Regions from separate parts of the Mus musculus genome. Here all the other regions are linked to region 2. The links are chromatin contacts, found by Hi-C or POLR2A ChIA-PET in ENCODE. All regions are on one chromosome and are shown on one strand. The core of a region is the stretch at or near the end of the contact, and the rest is flanking DNA. Distances in the headings are between cores, read along the strand shown. Region 1 holds the start of Arhgap10 (Rho GTPase activating protein 10). Region 2 overlaps Arhgap10 (Rho GTPase activating protein 10). Region 3 overlaps Arhgap10 (Rho GTPase activating protein 10).

Region 1 (4,636 bases), core at 1,905-4,404, 40 kb before region 2:
CGGCATCAGATCCCAGGATAGATGGTTGTGAGCAACCATGTGGTTGCTGGGAGTTAAACTCAGAACCTCTGAGGACCAGCCACTGTTCTTAACCGCTGAGCCATCTCTCCAGATCAAGAAAAAAAAAGCTTTTAAAAAAATTTTTAAAAAAATTTTTTTAATGATATGTATAGAAAGGCTGAGAAAAGCTGGCCTAACTCCACTAGGGCTGAGGTCCTTTGATCTGTTCTCCTTTTTCTCCCCAGAATGCTCTTTGGGAGCCAAGCTATACCGTAAGGTTACATACTTTTTTTTTTTTTTAAAGATGTATCTATTTATTTAGTGTATGAGTACGCTGTAGTTGTCTTCAGACACACCAGAAGAGGGCATCAGATCACATTGCTCTTAACCCCTGAGTCATCTCACCAGCCCCGTAAGGTTACCTAAGTGTAGAATAGCACTTTCCAAGGCATTATGGTATTGTTAAGACGGCTGTCTACTGGGCTGGAGAGATGGCTCAGTGGTTAAGAGCACTGACTGCTCTGTCCCCATTGTCACCTTGGAGAGTTAAAGCTATGCTACTTCTTTCCTGATAGCTTTCCTATAGACTGTCAATCTCCATAAAGCTACAAGAGAGAGATCTCAAGGCAGCTCATACCACCACCATGCTTAAAGGCCTGCAGCAGCACGGGTGACACCTGCCTAGGAGGCTCCTCACACCTGGGCCCTGTCCATACTTCTCCACAGCCACGAACGCACGTTCTGTCTCAGCGAGTTTTTCTGACCTGGATATGTTGTATGAGCAGATGACATTACGGGTGGCTCTCTTGGCATTGTGAGTCCACAGTTCATTGTTCTGTAGCACATGGCATCCTGACTCTCTTTTTTCCCTCGTGGCTTAATTTTGCATTGGTGGCTATTTGGGTTGACTCCATTTTGGGCTATCAGTGGATGTTTTCATTCTCCACCCACCTTCGTGCTCATTCTGTATTGATCCTCTATGTTGAACTCTTTGAGGAAGCCTCTGCAATCTTTCTTTTGGAGGGTATGCCCAGTTGCTTTAAGAAAATTATTTTGTGTGTGTGTGTGTTTGTGTGTGCATGTGTATGTGTGTGTGTGTGTGTGTGTGTGAGAGAGAGAGAGAGAGAGAGAAAGAGAGAGAGAGAGAGCACATATAAGCACAGGTGTGGATAAAGGCCAGAGCACAACTTTTGGGAGTGGTGTCTCTTTCTACAATGTGGGTTGGCTTGGAGACAGACATTATTCATTGAGTAATCTAGCTTGTTGACTTAGTTACAGTCCTGTGACACACTGACCAAGGTGATTTATAAAAGAACATCTACTTGGGGGCTTATTTACAGTTTCAGAGGGTTAGTCTATGCCCATCATGGCGTTTAGCATGGTGGCAGGCAAGCAAGGCATGGTGCTAGAGCAGTAGATGAGAGCTTACATCTTAATTCACAAGAATGAGGCAGAGAAAGACAGTTTGGGCTTTTAAAACCTGAAAGCCAACCTGCAGGCAAACCTTTTCCAGTAAAGCCATGCCACCTACCCCTCCCTCCCCCCCACCCAACAGTTCCACACTAGGGACCTAACATTCAAACAGAGAAGCCCAATCCTGTGTGGGAATCATTCTTATTCAAGCCAATACTCCCCCACTCCCACCCCCACCCCCAGCTTTGTTTGTGAGACAGGATCTTGCTATGTAGCCCTGCCTGGCCTCATACCAGGTAGTCCAGGTTGGCCTTAAACTCTCTATCCTCTTGCCTCAGCTTATGGGATCGAGGATTACTGCAGCCTCAGACCATATTCCTGCCTGGGTTTAGGGTTTTGTTTCTGCAGAGCCTGGAGTGTGTTTCGCTCTTTTGCCAGGCCCTAATTCAGTCTCCAGTTTTTCCCTCCCCCTTGCCTCTTTCTTTCCTCGGTAGACTCCTTGCTGATTTTAGTAGGAAATGAACCTTTCAAACTGCCTAGGAGTTATTGGTAAAAGTCTTTTGAAGTCTGAGGATGGACATTAAAGTGGCCTCATCTGTGGCACTCAAATGGTGCTGTTATTTAACAGAGTTTATAGAGTAGGCATATTTAGATGCTTCCCAGAGGGTTAAGACTCCTCCTACAGCTCACGGGCCAAACAAACTCTTAATTACTGCACTCAGTCGGAACGTTTTTAAAGAATCACTTTGAAGTTTCCTGGTACTATTACCATCATTAAACCTTTACATGTAAACATGTGTTGTGAGTTTGTGAAAAATGTATGCCATGTGTGCACCTGGCACATGTTAATTGCTTAAAAATTGCTAGTTGATAAAGTGTCTCCAGTGTAAGATTTGCTGTATACATTTGAGGAAGGTATTGAGTTCTGCTTTAGAACGCATGGAATAGGAAAGGAGTTTTGTGGGCGCACTGACACGAATTCACACTTGTCCACGCAGCCTCCCATGGTGAAAAACCACAAAAAGTCTGGCATTTACTTTCGGCGGGCTATTTTTAGCAGATCGCCTCTCCTACCCGTGTAAATTTAATCTCCAGAATAGAACACAAGCAGGGTCAACGCGGTTTAGCCACACGCTCCCTTGTCCTAAGCCATTCAGTATGGACACGAAGAAAAATGTTCTAGAATCTGTAGAGTCCACGCTGAGTTGGAGACGTTAAGCATTCCCGCGAAGGCAGCTGATTAGACAAGGAGAGAGAGCACCCGGCGTGCGAGCCCTTGCACAGCGAAGCACCCTTCCTTCGGTACACAGATAAAATGAGTCAATCATTTCCACCCGCCCCGACTTTTAAGTCGTCTGATCTCGGGGACCGAGGCCTGCTATTACAAACCCACCATCCCGTTCGGTCAGGCGTCCACTTCGGGGACCAGCCTGAGTCACCTGGACCTTGTGAGCCGAGATCGGGGAGGTGCAGGCGTCCGGGGGTGGAGGGCACAGACTACGTTCTCCATCGCCGCTGCCTCGGAAGGAAGAGGAGGGGCGACTGCGCGTGGGGAAGAGAAGGAAGAGGCGTTCGGGGAAGGGCAGGGAGGAGGAGAGCCGAAGGCGCCCGGGCGGGAGAGCAGGGGCGTGCGGGCGGGGGCGGGGCGGGGCGGGCGCGCCCGAGGCGGGGCGGGGCCGGGCGGCGGCCTCTGCTGCTGCCGGGGGCTGCCGGGATTGGGGAGCTGCGCCGCGTACTCTCCAGGGTCGCTGGGCTGGGCTGGACATGACCGTGCTGCGCTCGCCGCGCGCTCAGCCCTGCTAGCCGCTCGCTGCCGCCGCCTGGGAGCCCAGCTCGGCCTGCGCCCGCGCGCACCGCCGCAGTCATGGGGCTGCAGCCCCTGGAGTTTAGCGACTGCTACCTCGACAGCCCGTGGTTCCGGGAGAGGATCCGCGCGCACGAAGCGGAGCTCGAGAGGACCAACAAGTTCATCAAAGAGCTCATCAAAGACGGCAAGAACCTCATCTCTGCCACCAAAAGTAAGCGGGGTCCTGTTCGCGTTCGGGCTGCGGCGTGGCGAGGAAGGCGGGAGGATCGTCTTCCCCGGCCAAGTGGGATGGCTCAGTGCTCCTAAGACCGGGCTGGAGGAATAGGCGATTCCTTAGGGGATAAGATAAGCTCCAGGGCATTCCTCTCCCAGGAGGTTCGGGCGCGTTCCTTTCCCCGATCCTGGCCCTCGGTGGCGCGGGAGCGAGGAGCTGTGCGTGGGAGCTGCCCCGGGGCTCCCGCCTGGCCCAGCTGAGCACGCTTTGGCGCCGGCCGGAGCGAATGGAGGCTCTGCTCCGGAGTCAGGTTTTACTGCGCCCTAACGCTGCTTCCAGTCTCCCGCAAAATAGAGACATCAATCAGTTTGATAGTTTTGTCTCCTAACATTTCCAAGTAATTTTTTTTGGAAATGCTTTGGGACTCTGCCTGTAGTTGATATCGTCAAAAGTCCTTTAAGTTACACCTCTTATGTATCCCCTTTCTGCCTTGCGCGACAGCACCGACCTACGTCCCTCGTGAGCTAAACCAGAAAGTCTACCTGGCTTTGTGCTGCCTTCTGCACATTCCTCTGTCTTGTGCTGAGGCGGGTTCAAAGATTAGGGGTTGAAAGGGTCAGTGGGCAGACTGCTCCAGGTTCTGGCCTGCGAGAAGTGCCTGTGAGTAGGAAATTCTACTCTTCATGCTCGAAGCTGGCCACCTCAGTTCCATCTGTATTCAAACAAGCAAGCTAACACACCCTCAAGCCACCTCTGAAGACAACAGAAAGAGAGGTGTATCGAAGCTGTAGTGAGTCTTAGGAGTAGAGGCTGGTTGAAATTTGTGCAGAAACGGTTGTAATGTTCTATAAATGGGCGTTCTCCAGGACCAGGTGCTGGCATCCAGGCCACCCTGGAACCCTGAATTCATTCCTTGAGTTATTGCGAACACCCCTTTCCCTCCTTAAAAGGCCTGATAGTGCAGGAGCCAAGCATAGGTGCTCTACCTATCCTCTTGGGTTGGTTAGGTTCCCTGGCTCAATACTCTCCATCTCTGGGCGTTTATTCCATTTGTTTGTAGACAGCACCCCTGGAAAAAACACCCCAGGTACATTTTCACCCCACCGTTTTGTGTCCAGGAAGATTAAAACGTACTGAGTGTACATTCTCATCCACCCAATCAAGTGCCTGGCCTAGTTAATATTCACTTAATGAATGAGTTG
Region 2 (5,079 bases), core at 1,201-3,700:
GCTTCCTATTTTATCCTGTTCAAAGATGGACAGAGAGCTTCATGGACTCAGAAGTGTAGAGCTTTGAAAGGGGACCGGAAGTAGGCTGTGGAGTAGACAAAGCTAGGGAGCCTGCAGGCCGCCTCCTGTCAGATAACTGCTGTGTGTTAGTGCCAGTAGGTGACACCAGGTGGTGTGAATCTGCAACACTGCCATTCAAGTTGCATCCCCAGCGGCCTGGCCCTAAGGACGGAGGCCCCAAGGACTCGGGCCGTGGCCTGGAGGGTGGAAAGAGCTGCTGCTTCTCTTTCTGGTTCCTTCTTCTTCGCTGAACCAGGATACTTTCCCTTCACTAGGAAGGATTCCAGGACACAGCAGTAGGAAAAAACGTTGTAATATTTGAAGCCAGCTTTCATCATGTCCTCCTGAGTCCCAGCTTCATTCCTGGTATTCTAGTATTCGGTATCAGATTTAGCCATATTAGGGAGGGCTATATTTAAAAAAAACAACAACAACAACAACAAAAACGGGTCTGAGCCTGACAGCGCACACTTGCACAGTGACTTGAAAGGCCAAGGTTGGGTGGTCACCAGTTGCAAGTCAGACCAGCAGACACAATTCACATCTTACTGTCTCTCTGTGTAGCCCTGGCTATCTTGGAACTTTGTAGACCAGGCTGGCCTCAAACTCAGAGGTCTGCCTGCTTCTGCCACCTGAGTGCTGGGATTGAAGGTATGAGACACCACAGCCCACATCTTATTTGTCTCTCACTGTTGTCTTGACCTCTGTCATCTGCCTTCTGCTCTGATGCTGTCCCCACTAAGGTCACACCTCTGACCTCCTTGGACCCAGTGCTGTGCACACCTGCAGCTTGGCCTCAGTCCTCAGCTGGGGTTGGCTGTATTGTAAGTCACTCACTTGGTATGGAGCAGGCTCTTCTCTGTCCAGAAGGGCTCGGGGTGCTGATCCTGGAGCCCAAGTAGTTTAATCTTTGGCTCACTAGTCTTACCTCCTCAGGCACTAACCAAGATGGAAGCTGACTAGGATGTAATAGTCTTCTGGAGCTGAGAGAGTTATTTGAGGCTTCAGGGTCAGGTGTGGTAGCTTTCAGGGGAAATACTATTGAAGTTTTTTCTTTCCTTAAGTAGTACCTGAGAGACACTTAGTTGGCACAGAAGACTTCAGTGAGTAAAGAGAGGTGTAAACAGGATTAAGAAGGAGTTTTGACACTGGAAACCTCCAGAGTTTTTTACTCAGTGGAGGGAGGGAGGGAGGAGCCAGAGCTTGGGGAAGGTAAACAGGGACCAGTCAGTCTTTGGCCTGGGTGGAGTGAGGGAAGGGCGGGCCTGAGCAGAGCCAGTGGCTGGCTGGGAGTGAATGGCTGCTGAGGAATTTGGGGCTGAGTTCCCCAGGCAGTTGAACAGGACCCACGCTGCTCACCAGGAAGGCTAATCTTGTAGTAGCTGGGTAGGTGGGGATAGAATGAGGTAAATCTCATTTTGGTCTCACCTCTAGGGTGTTTTGTCTGAAGGGCCTTCTTGTTCAAGTTCAGTGGGGCCTCCTCTTAGGACCATTTCCCTCTTACTCCACCAGGGCCTCCTAGGCTCGCGACCAGTGACCACTGTGTGCTCGGCCTAGGGAGCCAGTCTTTACAGCTTTGACTGTTCTGATAACAGGCACACAGATAGTAGTAGAATGACCACATTTCCTTCCTGGCAACACAGCCTCGACCTTGGGATGGTGAGAAGCACAGGTCTTTGGGGAACTCTGAGGGCTGTGGTTTAGGAAGTACATGGAAAGCGTGCCTTTGGTAGGATCTGAAGTAAAGTATAAGGCAAATTGAGAGAGTAAAGTTTAGACCCAGTAGCTCCCTTCCATAAAACTTGATAATTCACTTTAGACTTTACTGGCTGTTTGACACGCTTCTTTCCTTGTCTCCACGAACCTCTACGATCTCAAACCAGGGCCGCCTTCTTTGGTTTTAGAGCAGGCACCTGACAACTGAAGTATCCAAGCGTGAGAATGCTAAAGGTACTCTGGCTCTGCAGGTCCTGAGGAGCCACAGAGGGCAGACACGCCCACTTCACTTTTGGTAGTCTTGTTCTTCCCTCCTCGCTGTACACTTGGGAGTGTTCTTTATGTATAATTTGAGCAATGGCTAATAAATGCCCTGCATTATCTTAGCAGATGTTTTGGTAAGAATGAGAAAATGAGTCCTGAGGTACTTATTGTGCGTTGTAATTACCAGTAGTCTGGGCAGTTCTTATGACATCAGGAAACCCAGGGGTTTTTCATGCTTGTTTGCTATAGATATCTCTAAAACATCTGGACAGTCCCTCAAATGGGATGATCCCAGGCCACGGTTGGTGTCGACGGACGCAGGCCTGTGAGGCCGTGAGGCCCGTGAGCTTCTGCAGGAGCGGGGACTGCTTCTCGCAGTCGATGACATTCTCACTGAACCAAGGACACAAGTGACTGTAGGACAGTGACTGCCTTTCGGAGGGTGACTCCTCCTCTTAGAAGCTCTACTTGTTTGGGAGAAAGCCCAGGGACGAGCTATTTTTCCAAGAATTGTTTATCTTTTAGTTTTGTGGAAACTGACAGAACTGCCATCCTAAATTTAGCATGGTGTAATTTTCCAAGCAATATTTTGTGAATGTGTTTTTATACAGTTGAGTGCCATGTATTTTAAGCGAGAGGTTTAGACATGCCTGATGAATATAGTGTTCCTTTTCTGACATAGGAGGAGATCTTGGGTATTCGGGCCAGGCTCCTGCTTTCTCACAGCTTAGGCAGATAAACTGGTCTACATAGGGCCACATAGTTAGATGACGGAACTCGGCCCTTTTAGATTTCCTTTCCCATTAGAGACCTTTCCCTAAATACATTATAGGTTTAGTACCTGAAACACTGAGATGTCCTTGAGAACAGAGCTTTTACTGGCCCAGAAGACAGGATTCAAGTGACATGGGGGAGTCTTCGGTCGTGCTGACCAGGGAGGGTTCCCTTCTTTGTTCTTGGATTTTACTATGTAGCTCAGGCTGGTCACTTCTGAGTCTCTGGAGTGCTGGGATTATAGACATGCACTCTTAGATCAAGTCAGAAGTTTCCCTTAGTGCTTCAGAAAGGTGTGTTATTTATGAATGGAGAGGTCTTTTTTTTTTTTTTAAATCCTAATGTCTTAGTCAGGTTGGATCTATAACAAAATACCACAGACTTGGTGGGGTGTGGCTTAAAAAAAAAACAAACAGTTTCAGGAGGTTGTACTTGGTTTGGGATGGGGCCTCTTATTTTCTGTGTAAGGATACTAATTCCATCATGGAGTCCCCACTCACAGAGTCATCCCACTGGGGAGAAGGGGGGTAGGGCTTCAACATAGGCATTTTGTGGGAACAGAGACATTTGGTCCATAATACTGAGTAATGCTGTTTTTGTTTTGTTTTGTAAAGAGCTGTCTAGTCATGTGTGGTCTCATAGGCTGGTACCCACGTCACTTAGCAGGCAGAGGCAATGAGCTCTTGAGACTGAGGGCAGCCTGGGCCACATGTCAAGGAGCCTGTCTCAACAATAACAGCAAAAAGGTGAGCAATCTGGTGCAAAGGTGATTCTTTGGAGAGTCAATGTGGTGTGTTATTGATAAATACTCATACAGATATGTAAACACATGATTACACATATTTAAAACTACTTGGAGATGAGTAGATGAGTGAGTCTTTTCCTAACTGCCTGTCCAGTTCTTTAAGCAGATACTTGGTTCGGCCTGTGTTGAGAGTGTGCTATGGAGCCCACAGTTGCTGCCTAGTACTGAAGCCATGGACCAGCAGTTTTCTTCTGTCTTCTTTCAAAGGTGCCTTTTTATCAAATTGCATGAATTCTTTAATTTTCTTTTTGATAGACCATTTTAGCACTTGCATAGAGTGTTATAATGAATTCCTAAGTTCTCACAGATCTAAACATTTAAAGGACATGTGTCCAGAGATGATCTTAATGTATGAATGAACACCACTCCAGATTGAAGGCCCCTGTAACTTCCCTTCTTTCTCTTTCTAGAAGGATCCATTATCTTAGATTTGGAATGTAGCATTGTTATGCATTTTTAATACTTTTATCACACTTATATTTGTAAGAAATAAATATTCTAAAGCTTTATGGAAGTGATAGCACACTCTATATAAGAGAAAAGGCCATGTTTTGAAAATTGTCTCATTTTGATTTACTTCTGTGTCATTTTTAAATGTATGTATTCCATCCCATGGTTATTCTATAGTGTGTGTTTACCTGTGAGGTGTTTTAGATGGTTTCCAAATTTTCACTAAGGTTCATAGAAGTACTGTGGGTATGTATGCTTGCACAAAGCTGCAGATAGGCACAGCCGAGTGTCTCTGGAGACCTGCAGCTACGCTATAGTCCTGTTCAGTTTTACTCCATTCATTTACATAGCCTGTCTGTAACCCCTTCAATGTGATGTCACTGGCCAGTGTCTTCTCTTATACTTAAGATTAAATATCTGAATTTTTCACCAATTGTTATGTATGAGCTTATTGTCCTCACTTGAATATAGAATTTGCCCGAGAGCTCCAGTAGTTATCTTTTCAAACATGTATTGATCTTTCAGTTGTGTATGTGTGTGCATCTGTGTGTTGTGTTGCACTGTATGTATTTGTTTGTATGTGTAGGTATTGTGCATATGTGTGTATGTAGAGGCAGGGGAGGTCAAAGGGCAACAGTGGGTGTTTTCCTCAATGAAGTCTCACAGTGTGTGTGTGTGTGTTTAGTTATTTTATGCCTGTGTGTGTTTGGTTTGCATGTATGTGTGTGAACCACGTATGTATGTGGTATCCATGGAGTTCAGAAGAGGCACCAGGTCCTCTGGAACTGGAATTGTGAATCGTATGAGTGCTGGGAACAGAAACTGGGTCCTCTTCAAGAACAGCAAGTGTGTTGTGGTAAATATTAAATGCCGGTTTTCCCCCACCGTTGATCATTTAGTTCTCAGATAAAAGACAAAGCCTCTGTAGTTACGATATCCTTAATAGCACTAGATCTGGGCAGATATCAACCCTCTACTTCCCTATCAATAACCCTGAGATAGAACTTGCC
Region 3 (4,576 bases), core at 1,510-4,009, 34 kb after region 2:
ACAAACAAAAAAATCAACCACTCAAACCCTCCCCCCCTTAAACCAAACCAAACCAAAACAAAAAACCTACCCCTCAAAAGTGATATTTGAGAAGAGGGGTAGCTGCTGGAAGAAGCAGTGAGAGACAGCCACAGGCACCCCAGCAGACAGCCACAGGCACCCCAGAACAAGAATACGGTGTTAAATTACACGTACTCAGCACCCAGTGCCACATCTGATCCTGTTTCTCCTGTATTCCTAATTCTGCTGCTGTTTTGATTGACAGCCTGGCATCGTGACATCTCATGTACAAATATATACATTTCGAGTACAAATACCTCAGCCCGTATCTCAGGAAGTTGCCACTTTAACAAAACCCACGGCATGCCTTTATTCTAGAAAGCAATTCAAAATCCGATTCGTTCCTTCTGTGTCCCTCACCGTAGTAGCTGGTTTCTCAGAATCCTCATTCAAATTAATTTCATTCGATTATAAATTTCTAAATCGCTTCAGATTTATAGTGCCGGGGCACAAGTGTGTGCCGCCACACACAGCCTACTGAGTGCTGAGGCTGTAGGCATGCATTACCCCCATGCAGTGACTGATTCTCTCCTGAGTCACCATAGGGCACTGCAATGGAATTAATAAAGGTTGCAAGGCCAGCGCAGTTTAACCACATTGGTGTTAAGTGGTCCTGTGTATACCCTTGGTAGTGATTACTTCTTGTGATGCACGAGCATCGGATGGAATCATCATGGCTCCCTGAGGCTTTAAAACCTTCCTGAAGCTTATGAAGATACGATCGTGTCGTTGGAGCGCACAAAGAACAGATACCCACCTCGAGGAACTTTGAGTGTGGTCCTGGGGAATAACTGGTAATTAGCAAGATAATCAGAATAGGCAAAGGTCTGAAGTATGGCTGGCGAGAGGGGGGCAGCAAGGCCAGAAGCTGCAGGAGGCAGGGAAGCTGTGCGGGAACAGGGAGTAGTTTAATCAGTAAGAGGAAGAAAATTAAAATCTGTGGAAGGAAAAAAAAAACAATGCCTGTGGTATTAATTATTAAAAAGTAAATCCTGTTTTGGGGTTCACTACTGGCCTCAATGGTTTATGTTCCTGGAAGAAAGACACACACACACACACACACACACACACACACACACAGCCTTTATATTTTATCATGCCTTGAACAACACAATAGCTGGGCCACTGCCTAACCTCTGCATAGTTAATCTATCTCCTGCTGAATATCCCAAGTTACTACTTAACTACTTCTATGTTCTGTTTTTGTTGCCCTGGACCCAGGTGGGCAGCTCTGGGACGAGCTCTCCCAGTACTCCACGTGGCGGCCATGCCTCTCTGTCCTGCACCATTCTCAGGCATGGCTGCTCTCCTCTCTTCCACACTCTCCCTGCATGGAGGATCTGTCTCTGTCTCTGTCTCTGTCTCTGTCTCTGTCTCTGTCTCTGTCTCTGTCTCTGTCTTTCTCTTTCTCTGTTTCCTCCCCTCCCCTCCCCTCCCCTCCCCTCCCTTCCTTTCCCCTTCCCTTCTTTCTCTCTCTTCTCCTATCCTCTCCTCTCTTTCTCCTTTCTCCTTTCTCTGGACCTGGGAAATTCTAAAATCCCGCCTCTGTCTCTCCTCCCATCTTTATTTACCAATCAGAACCAACTGGGGGCAGGTTCCCAGAAGCTAAGCGCAGACCTTCCCACCCAAACAGTTTTGGGGGAACATATTGGCATTTGTAATACAAGCAGCTACAAATGCTAAATATTGTAGAAAGTTTTTCTTTCTTTCTTTCTTTCTTTCTTTCTTTCTTTCTTTCTTTCTTTCTCTTTCTTTCTTTCTTTCTTTCTTTCTTTCTTTCTCTCTCTCTCTTCCTTCCTTCCTTCCTTCCTTCCTTCCTTCCTTCCTTCCTTCCTTTTTTTTCTGAATATCTTTTTTGTGGGACTTTGGGCTTTAGCAGGTAAATTCATCTGTCTGGAAGTTGGCTACCAACTCCCTATCTGTTTAAGCTGTCAGCAGCATGTTCATATGCCTACTCCAGACCTAAGCAGGGCCATACATCTTTAATTTAGCAAATACCACTATGTGCTTGCTACATGCCCAGTGCTGGGTTGTGACAGTGTGACACAGTTCTGTCTCTTGAGTAGGTGGATATCCACTAGGGGAAGTGGTCAAAAGCCTGTGCGCTCAGTAATTCTGCAGTACCAGAGGCAGTGGGGGTCCTGGAGAGGTCAGTGCAGAGCCGGCATACATCAGTTAGTCACTTAAGCACAGCTGAGCTGAAATGCTGCGTCCGTCTTGAGAGGGAATCTGCTTCCATTTCAAGGAGAGTGAAGTATGTGTTTGAGTGTCCCCCAAACTCCTCGGTTGCTATTAATACAGAGTTTACGGGTGTGGCTCAGTATAGAGGGTGCTCAGAGTGAAGATTCAGTCCCTGGCATCCAGCAAAACTATGAACTGAAATCCGTGACTCACTGGAAAAGGAAGCAGGCAGAGTACCAGTTTAGGAAAAGAAGTCACTGTTTGCTTTCACACCCAAACATTTGGTCTTCTTGAGCGGATGCGCTCAGCGCTGTCAGTGTTGTGTTTTTCAGGACAGGGTTTCGAGGTGCATAACTTTTTCTTGTAGTGTTTCTGACCCTGACTGTGGAAGTGAAGAGACCTAAACTAGGGATCTGAGCTGGACCATAGTAAGAGGCCAGACCTGGCAGGGTTGCGTGTGTGCATGCTGTCTGAGGGGAGCTGCCAGCATTCCTGTGATGTTCTGTGTGGCCTGACAGGACATGCTGTGCTTATCTGAGGTGGGCAGCTGTCCAGGAGTCTGAGGACTTTAAAAATAGTGTGGCAGCATTTATGAGCATCTCTAAAAAGCCCTGTGTACTGTATTTACTTCTCTGAGTAAATCCTTTGAACAGACTGAGTTTTGTTTTCTTGCCAGCCTGTGAGGATTCAGTTTCTGAGCATCCTGGCAAATCAGAGTTGGGGTTTGGACTAGAGAGTTAGAAAAGATGCAGGAACAGTGCGTGGGGGAGATGGAAGGTGGAGCTTTCCAGGGGAGCCCAGAGGCACCTTAGACGCAGGAGGTCTGGGCAGGGCAACCTCTTCACCTTTATGTATTACACACACACACACACACACACACACACACACACTTTCTGAGTTCTGCTATAACCACTTTGGTGTTTGACACTTGGTTTTTATTCTAAACTATAACTTTTTTCCTTTCTTTCTTTCTTTCTTTCTTTCTTTTTTTTTTTTTTTTTTTTTTTTTTGGTTTTTCGAGACAGGGTTTCTCTGTGTAGCCCTTGGCTGACCTGGAACTCACTCTGTAGACCAGGCTGACCTCGAACTCAGAAATCCGCCTGCTTCTGCCTCCCGAGTGCTGGGATTAAAGGCGTGCGCCACCAACGCCCGGCTATAACTTTTTTCTATAGAAATGTTTTATAATGTTACTGAAGTAATATTAAAGTAAATGAATGTTTTTGCTTTTTGGTAGTGCTCCTTCTTCAGTGTGTCCCACAGCAGGTGTTCTTTGAACATGGTGTCTAGGCCAGCATCACCATCTAGTGTGATGGTTGGTTTCCATTGTCACCTTGATAGGATTTGGAATTGCACAGGAGACCCGACTTTAGGCTTGTCTGTGGGGGCGTTTCCAGAAAGGGTTAACTGAGTGGCAGTGTCCACCCCATGTGGGCAGCACTGTGCTATGGCTTGCTTCATTCCTGCTGTGTTCCTCCATGACTGATCATATACTCTTTAACTGTGGGCTTCCCCGTGACTGACCATACAACTCTTGTTGAACGTTGCTTATGAATGTGAATTTATACCATAAATGGTATAAACCACTTGACGGTCTATGCTTTCTGTTCACAAGTCACGTGTGTAATAACAAATGAGTAGTCAGTTCTCCTCCTCCAGAGAAAGTGACACATTTTTCTATGACTCTCTTACTTTGTTTTAAAAGCTGTCCATGACAGTGTGAGGCGTAGTGGGCCACACCTTTAATCCCAGCACTTGGGAGTTAGAGGCAGGTGGATGTCTATGAGTTAGAGGCCAACTTTAGGACAACCAAGCCTAGACAAATTAACCCCGTCTCCGAAAACCTGATACAAAACTACACAAAAGCAAAAGTTGCCCGTTACTTATTTTACAAAGGTTTCTTTCTTTCTTTGAAAATGATGATAATATTTTCATTTAATTTAATTCATCATCCTTTTGTTGTATATGTTTAGTCAGGTATGCATGCTATTGTAAATCTTGCTGTCAGGAATGTCCCGGTTGGGGATTCATTTTTGCATATCTAGAATACTTAAGGAATTATATCCATGATAAACGTAACTCGTAATTGTGGTATGAGTGTGACTGATATGGCCAGGAGACTTGAAACCGTTTTTGGGAGAAGCCTTCTTGTCCCATGAGTCAGTGTCTTCTCTGCCGACTCATTGTCATGTGTGACTCTCCTGTCTCATCAGATTGTACTTCCCCAGTGGAACTCATGGTTCCTCTATTTCAGATTCTTTGTTTCTAAGGAATTGGCTTACTTTGGATTGTGCATGTGCCCACAGAACCAGGAGCCACCAGAATCTTGCCAGCTCGT

The links. Hi-C counts contacts between places; a loop is a spot of excess contacts on that map. ChIA-PET counts read pairs that join two places held with the same protein, here RNA polymerase II (POLR2A).
Region 1: a map of heart shows a loop between it and region 2 (2.2-fold over the local background). The contact joins the promoter of Arhgap10 here to the enhancer-like site in region 2. A Hi-C loop is called at or near these places in 9 of 37 maps with a recorded cell type or tissue (adrenal gland, gastrocnemius and heart). POLR2A ChIA-PET finds 5 or more read pairs at or near these places in 1 of 5 experiments (Patski).
Region 3: a loop to region 2 is called in a map of heart, with 1.8 times the contacts of the local background. The contact joins two enhancer-like sites. A Hi-C loop is called at or near these places in 4 of 37 maps with a recorded cell type or tissue (Patski and heart). POLR2A ChIA-PET finds 5 or more read pairs at or near these places in 1 of 5 experiments (Patski).

What each region holds. Positions count from the first base shown.
Region 1 is chr8:77,516,425-77,521,060 of GRCm38, reverse strand. Arhgap10 (Rho GTPase activating protein 10) reads left to right here and starts at 3,154. Exons shown (of 23, transcript NM_030113.2): 1 at 3,154-3,431. The coding sequence starts at 3,278. It overlaps 0610038B21Rik (RIKEN cDNA 0610038B21 gene), which reads right to left and starts at 4,005. Exons shown (of 1, transcript NR_028125.1): 1 at 2,483-4,005.
Region 2 is chr8:77,475,287-77,480,365 of GRCm38, reverse strand. All of the region lies in intron 1 of Arhgap10 (Rho GTPase activating protein 10), which reads left to right. Among named protein-coding and RNA genes, the nearest start is that of 0610038B21Rik, 39 kb to the left of the region's middle. Within about 2 kb of position 2,450, at least 1 of the 3 ENCODE cell types and tissues checked has a DNase peak (open chromatin) inside an H3K27ac peak, as active enhancers do; it is heart, where a contact is called at or near this core.
Region 3 is chr8:77,442,519-77,447,094 of GRCm38, reverse strand. All of the region lies in intron 3 of Arhgap10 (Rho GTPase activating protein 10), which reads left to right. Among named protein-coding and RNA genes, the nearest start is that of 0610038B21Rik, 72 kb to the left of the region's middle. Within about 2 kb of position 2,759, at least 1 of the 3 ENCODE cell types and tissues checked has a DNase peak (open chromatin) inside an H3K27ac peak, as active enhancers do; it is heart, where a contact is called at or near this core.